Regions from separate parts of the Homo sapiens genome. Here region 2 is linked to region 1. Evidence: chromatin contacts called from ENCODE Hi-C or POLR2A ChIA-PET data. All regions are on one chromosome and are shown on one strand. Each heading gives the region's core, a stretch centred on a gene start or an enhancer-like site at or near the end of the contact. The rest is flanking DNA. Distances are from core to core; before and after follow the strand shown. Region 1 has its middle 4.4 kb from the start of CES4A. Region 2 overlaps CBFB (core-binding factor subunit beta).

Region 1 (3,078 bases), core at 384-2,883:
ATAGATTGACATGTTTATCATTATAAAATACCCTTCTTTATCTCTAGTAATATTTTAAAAGTCTACATTGCCTGATACTAGCGTAGCCACTCCAACTTTCTTGTGGTTACTGTTTCCGTGATATACTTTTCCCCAGTCTCTTCTTTTCCATTTATTTGTATCTTTGACTCTAAAGTCTGTCTCCTATAGACAGCATATAGGGGACTTTTTTATAAATCCAATCTGGGCTGAGTGTGGTGGCTCACACCTGTAATCCCAGCACTTTGGGAGGCCAAGGCTGGTGGATCACTTAAGGTCAGGAGTTCAAGACCAGCCTAGCCAATATGGTGAAACCCCATCCCTACTAAAAATACAAAAAAAAAAAAAAATTAGCTGGGCGTGGTAGTACATGCCTGTAATCCCAGCTACTCGGGAGGCTGAGGCAGGAGAATCACTTGAACCCAGGATGCGAAGGTTGTGGTGAACCAAGATCGTGCCGCTGCACTTCCAGCCTGCGTGACAGACCAAGACTTTGTCTCCAAAAAATGAATAAATAAAATTTTTTAAAAAATCGAATCCAACAGTCTCTACCTTTTGACTGGATTGTTTAATCCACTCACATTTAATGTTATTCCTGACATAGTTGGATTTACTGCTGGCATTTTACTTCTTGTTTTCCATGTGTCTCGTGTCTTTTTTGTCTTCTATTTATCCTTTACCGCTTTCTTTGTTTTAAGTAAATATTTTCTAGTGACGTATTTAAATTTCTTTAATAATTAATATCACTGTATATTTTTAGTTTTGTTGTTGTCGTTGTTTTTAGTGGTTGTTTTAGGGCTTACCATATACATTTTACCTAAAGAGAATCAGCTTCAGAGGTGTTTTGTTTTGTTTTGTTTTGTTTTGTTTTGTTTTGAGACAGGGTCTCACTCTGTTGCCCAGGCTGGAGTGCAGTGGCATGATCTCGGCTCACTGCCACCTCCATCTCTTGGGCTCAGGTGATCCTCCCACCTCAGCCTTCCAAGTAGCTGGGACTACAGTGTGCACCACCAACCCCAGCTAATTGTTTTTTCTATTTTTAGTACAGACAAGGTTTCACCATGCTGCCAAGGCTGGTCTTGAACTCCTGGGCTCAAGCAATCCACCCACCTTGGCCTCCCAAAGTGTTGGGGTTATAGGTGTGAGCCACAGTGCCTGGCCCTATCTCTACTAGCTTCATTCCAGTGAGATATAGAAACATTATTCCTATATATCCCTATTCACTTTTCACCCTTTTGTGGTATTATTGTTATATGTTTTACATCTATTAATGTTACAAACCCGAAAATACATTGTATGATTGTTATTTTACTGTTTTCATTTTGTTAGCCCAATGCAGCTTACTTCCACCCACCTCCTTTGTGTTGTCACTGGCAAATATATTAAATTTCTACAGGTTACAGGCCCAATAATACACTTTATGCACACTCTTTTATAAATTGCCTTGGTCAATTTTTGCTTTAAATCTTTTATAAATTGCTGCTTTAAGTTAATGTTTTTAAAAAAGGAAAAAATTATTCTATGTTTTATAATTACAACTTTCCTCCTTAAGCAATAAAAGAGCCACAGATATGGGGAATTACACAGACATCACAATCTCCACCACGCTGTGGTGTGCCCCGTGCAGTCCCGCCCACTCAACAGCAATTTGTTTAATCCTCACAACAACCCTCACAATTAGTCGTTGTTAGCTCTGTTTTACAGATGGGACAAATGAAGCTCAGAAAGGGCTTCTGGGACACATGGATGGTAAGAGACTAAGTGAGCTTGGGGCCTACATCTTGTTTTTTTTTGTTTTTTGTTTTTTTAGATGGAGTCTGGTTCTGTCATCCAGGCTGAAGTGTAGTGGTGTGATCCCAACCTGCATCCTCCACCCCCCCGGTTCAAATGATTCTCCTGCCTCAGCCTCCCAAGTTGCTGGGATTACAGGCATGTGCTACCACACCGAGTTAATTTCTGTATTTTTAGTAGAGATGAGGTTTCACCATGTTAGGCAGGCTGATCTTGAACTGCTGACCTCAGGTGATCCACCACCTTGGCCTCCCAAAGTGCTGGGATTACAGGCGTGAGCCACCAAGCCCAGGCTGTTGGGGCCTACATCAGTCAGACTCAGAGATCAATGCTCTTTCCACAGCACGACATCCTTCCCTTTACTCAACCAAGATACATAGGAATGTTCTTAAGAAAATTCTACTAAGAGACTCAGGCAAATAACACCCAGGCTTTCTGAGAAAAGACTGATTCTTGGAAAAGATGATGCTGTACCAGGACTACCTGAATGAAAACTCTGCTAAGAGACTCAGGCAATTAACAACCAGGCTTTCTGAGAAAAGGCTGATTCTCAGAAAAGATGATACTGTACCAGGACTACGTGGTTGACGTGGCTGCCCACTCAACATCCCCTGTGCCCCATGTGAGCATCAGATGGGGCACACATGTATCCTGGGCACCTCATCATGGTATCTGGCCTGGCACGAGTGCTTCCCATATGGGCTGAGTGAAAGGTTGTTGCCCCCCCAGGGACAGGTGGCAGGAGTAGAGCCAGTGGTTGGCAGAACTCGTCCTTGAGGCCCACACAGATGTGGCCAAGGAGCTGCATAGCTGAGTGGGGGAATCTATGTGTGGCTGGCCCCTAGGCCTAGCAGGTGGATTCACAATCTTGTCTGTTTTCCCCACTGCCCCCTTCCCCTGTCCTCTGCCTGACAGCTTGTCCTGTGCATTCTGAACTTTGTCAGATGCTGGGCAGCAAAACAAGCAGCTTCCTCACCTCCCAAAGCCTAATATCCATACTCCTATTGTTGTGGCCACAGCCTATAAGAGAATCTGGCAGAATGAGGCTGTGAGGATAGGCAGGCAGTCAACAGAGAGAGATGTGGTCCAGGCCAGGTGGAGCTGCTGGTAGTCCCTGCTTTCCTGGTCCTGCCCACCCTGTCCTCCCATCCCTATACCTTTAAACCTCACACTGACTGAACCCTCAACTAATGTTCATTTTTTTAAATATGGAAAATACCACTTTGAGAGGCTGAGTCAGGTGGATCACCTGAAGTCAGGAGTTTGAGA
Region 2 (3,201 bases), core at 199-2,698, 70 kb after region 1:
AAATGCCTGCTAGACAATTTACAGTTACATATGTGGCTTGCATTTGTGATTCACATTATATATTTCTGTTGAACAGTACTGCCTGCACAGTTGGCCAGGTATGGTGGCTCACACCTATAATTGCAGCACTTTCAGAGGTTAAGGAGGGAGGATTACTTGAGCCCAGGAGTTACAGACCAGCCCGGGCAACAAAGTGAGACCCCATCTCTACAAAAAAATAAAATAATTAGCCAGGTGTCGTGATACAGGCCTGTAGTCCCAGCTACTTGGGAGGCTGAGGCAGGAGGATCCCTTGAGTCCTGGAAATCAAGGTTGCAGTGAGCTGTGTTCATACCACAGAGCAAGATGCTATCTCAAAATGAGTCCTGGAAATCAAGGCTGCAGTGAGCCGTGTTCATACCACAGAGCAAGATGCTATCTCAAAAAAAAAAAAAAGAAAAAAAGAGAAAGAAAACTTTACAGTTCTTTTCCTCAACCCGTCTCCCCCCACAAAATAATCACTATCCTGATTGATGTATTTGTTCCCTTACTTTTCTTTGTCATTTTATTTCCTGTGCATATATCTCTAAATAACGCATTGTTTAGTTTTTAAAAAAAATGAAACTAGGAAGCACACACTTCAGGGCAGTGTAAACAACGGACTCTAATGTCACTTTCTCTCTTTTTTTTTTTTTTTTTTTTTGGTGAGAGGAGTCTTGCTCTGTCACCCAGGTTGGAGTGCAGTGGTGCGATCTCGGCTCACTGCAAGCTCCGCCTCCTGGGTTCACGCCATTCTCCTGCCTCAGCCTCCCGAGTAGCTGGGACTACGGGCCCCCTCACCACCACACCTGGCTAATTTTTTGTATTTTTAGTAGAGATGGGGTGTCACTGTGTTAGCCAGGCTGGTCTCGATCTCCTGACCTTGTGATCCACACTCTTCGGCCTCCCAAAGTGCTGGGATTACAAGCGTGAGCCACCGCACCCAGCCTTCTAATGTCACTTTCAGATGCAGCTCCTAGAAGATGAGCTGAACAGAATCTTAGGGTCAAGTCCGGATTCAGCTTCCCTGTGAATTTTTAGAGCCTCCCTGGGGAAGCTTGTGAGCACAGTCATGAGTGGATTATGGGAAACCTAGGGCTCACACTGGAGTTAGGGCATCTGGCACACTGAAACCATTGCTCACCGTGTGCCGGAGATGTGGAGGAATATGGTCAGAGGGAGTTAGCTGCTCTGGTATTTTCTGCTTCTAGGCTCACCATGACCTACCTTCTTTTATCCTTTTTTTTTTTTTTTAATTTCTTTTGTCAAAATTGATGTCTCATTCCAGAGCTACCTTCTTTTCACAGGAGTGAGTCAAAGCACATCACCTTTGTCAGCTCAAATGAGTGTCCTTAGCTGGTCCCAGCAGTGGGGAAGGCTTATATATGAGCATTTTGCCCTCAGGATCTTGGTGATGACCATCCTCAGAATGTCCATCTCTTCAATCTAGACTGATTGTCCTCTATATCCAGCGCACTGCTTTCATACTGATTTCTGTGTTCATCCTCTGCTGTGAGGGGCTTTTTTGTTTTTTTCTTTTTGTTTCTTTTTCAGTTTTTCTGTCTTCCTGTTTCTTGGTTTACGGTCTCTTTGTGGATAACAGAGTTGTTGCATATTTGAAGTGTCTTTATTCTACGATACTTTATTGTAAGTTTGTCTTGTTCTAGAGTTTGAGGTTAGAGATTATTTTCGTTAAGAAGGCCTTGTTTCATTGTCTTGGTTTAAATGTTGCAGTTGAAAATCTCTGAAGTCATTGTGTTTCCTGATCTGTTTGTGACCAATTTCCCCGTCTTTGGAAGTTTGTAAAATCTTTGTCTCCATGTTTTGGTATTTATCTATGATGTAACCTAGTGTCGGTCCACAGTCATTCCTTGTGCAGGGTACTTGCCAGCCCTTTACAGTATGGCAGCTGTGTCCTTCGTAAGGAAATTTTCTTATATTAATTGATGACTTCCTTTCTTATATTTTTTCTATTCTTTTCTGGAACATCTACTATTTGGATGTTAGACCCACAGGAATGATCCTGTTACCTTATTTTCTTACTGTCTCTTTTGTCTTTTTGGTCTACCTTCCAGAAGATTTCCTCTACTTTATCTTCAGAGTCTTATATTGGGTCTTAATTTCTACTATATTTCAACAGAGCTTTTTGTTTGTTTGTTTGTTTTGAGACGGAGTCTCGCTCTGTCGCCCAGGCTGGAGTGCAGTGGTGCGATCTCGCCTCACTGCAAGCTCCGCCTCCCGGGTTCACGCCATTCTCCTGCCTCAGCCTCCCACGCGTAGCTGGGACTAGAGGTGCCCACCACCACGCCTGGCTAATTTTTTGTATTTTTTTTTTTTTTTTTAGTAGAGACAGGGTTTCACCAAGAGCTCTTTTTTGTGTGTGCTACAAATGTTCCTTTTTTGTTAGTATCCTCTTCTTGTTTATCGGGTACATTTTATCTGAGAATCTAGCTGGTAGATTTTTACTGCTTTACATCACTTCAGAGGAAATGGCTGCAACTGAAGGGTGAAAGTCAGAATTTATCTTGGCTCAGCTTTTCATGTAAGAAAAGAAAAATACAGTGAAACCAAATTAAAATAATTATGTGGAGAGCATATTGGTGGCAAGTTAATACATTTTTATGACTTTTTGGAGGGTCTAATTTATTCTTAACAGAAGTCTGAGTTTAGTATCCATTTATTGAATATGTATTTATATGTGTATACGCACACACACACAGTGTATTAAATCTATTGAATTCCAGACACTTTCTTTTTTTTTTTTTTTTTTTTTTTTTTTGAGACGGAGTCTCGCTCTGTCGCCCAGGCTGGAGTGCAGTGGCGCATCTCGGCTCACTGCAAGCTCCGCCTCCCGGGTTCACGCCATTCTCCTGCCTCAGCCTACTGAGTAGGTGCCCGCCACCACGCCCAGCTGATTTTTTTGTATTTTTTTAGTAGAGATGGGGTTTCACTGTGTTAGCCATGATGGTCTCGATCTCCTGACCTCGTGATCCATCTGCCTCGGCCTCCCAAAGTGCTGGGATTACAGGTGTGAGCCACCACACCCGGCCTCCAGACACTTTCTTTAGTTTTTCATTTTATGATTTCTCTTTTGGACTGTAAGATGATCGGTAAATTACATTAAATCACTATAGAAGAAGCTATTTTTACACATACATGCAACCCAGTTATGATTCAGAGGCA

What was found. Hi-C counts contacts between places; a loop is a spot of excess contacts on that map. ChIA-PET counts read pairs that join two places held with the same protein, here RNA polymerase II (POLR2A). Pooled maps may share reads with other maps.
Region 2: a loop to region 1 is called in a pooled map, with 7 times the contacts of the local background. The contact joins two enhancer-like sites. A Hi-C loop is called at or near these places in 1 of 168 maps with a recorded cell type or tissue (endothelial cell of hepatic sinusoid) and 10 of 50 pooled maps. POLR2A ChIA-PET finds 5 or more read pairs at or near these places in 2 of 52 experiments (both activated T-cell).

What each region holds. Positions count from the first base shown.
Region 1 is chr16:66,982,623-66,985,700 of GRCh38, forward strand. No RefSeq gene overlaps it. Among named protein-coding and RNA genes, the nearest start is that of CES4A, 4.4 kb to the right of the region's middle. Within about 2 kb of position 1,634, at least 2 of the 41 ENCODE cell types and tissues checked have a DNase peak (open chromatin) inside an H3K27ac peak, as active enhancers do.
Region 2 is chr16:67,052,588-67,055,788 of GRCh38, forward strand. All of the region lies in intron 3 of CBFB (core-binding factor subunit beta), which reads left to right. Among named protein-coding and RNA genes, the nearest start is that of CBFB, 25 kb to the left of the region's middle. Within about 2 kb of position 1,449, at least 4 of the 41 ENCODE cell types and tissues checked have a DNase peak (open chromatin) inside an H3K27ac peak, as active enhancers do.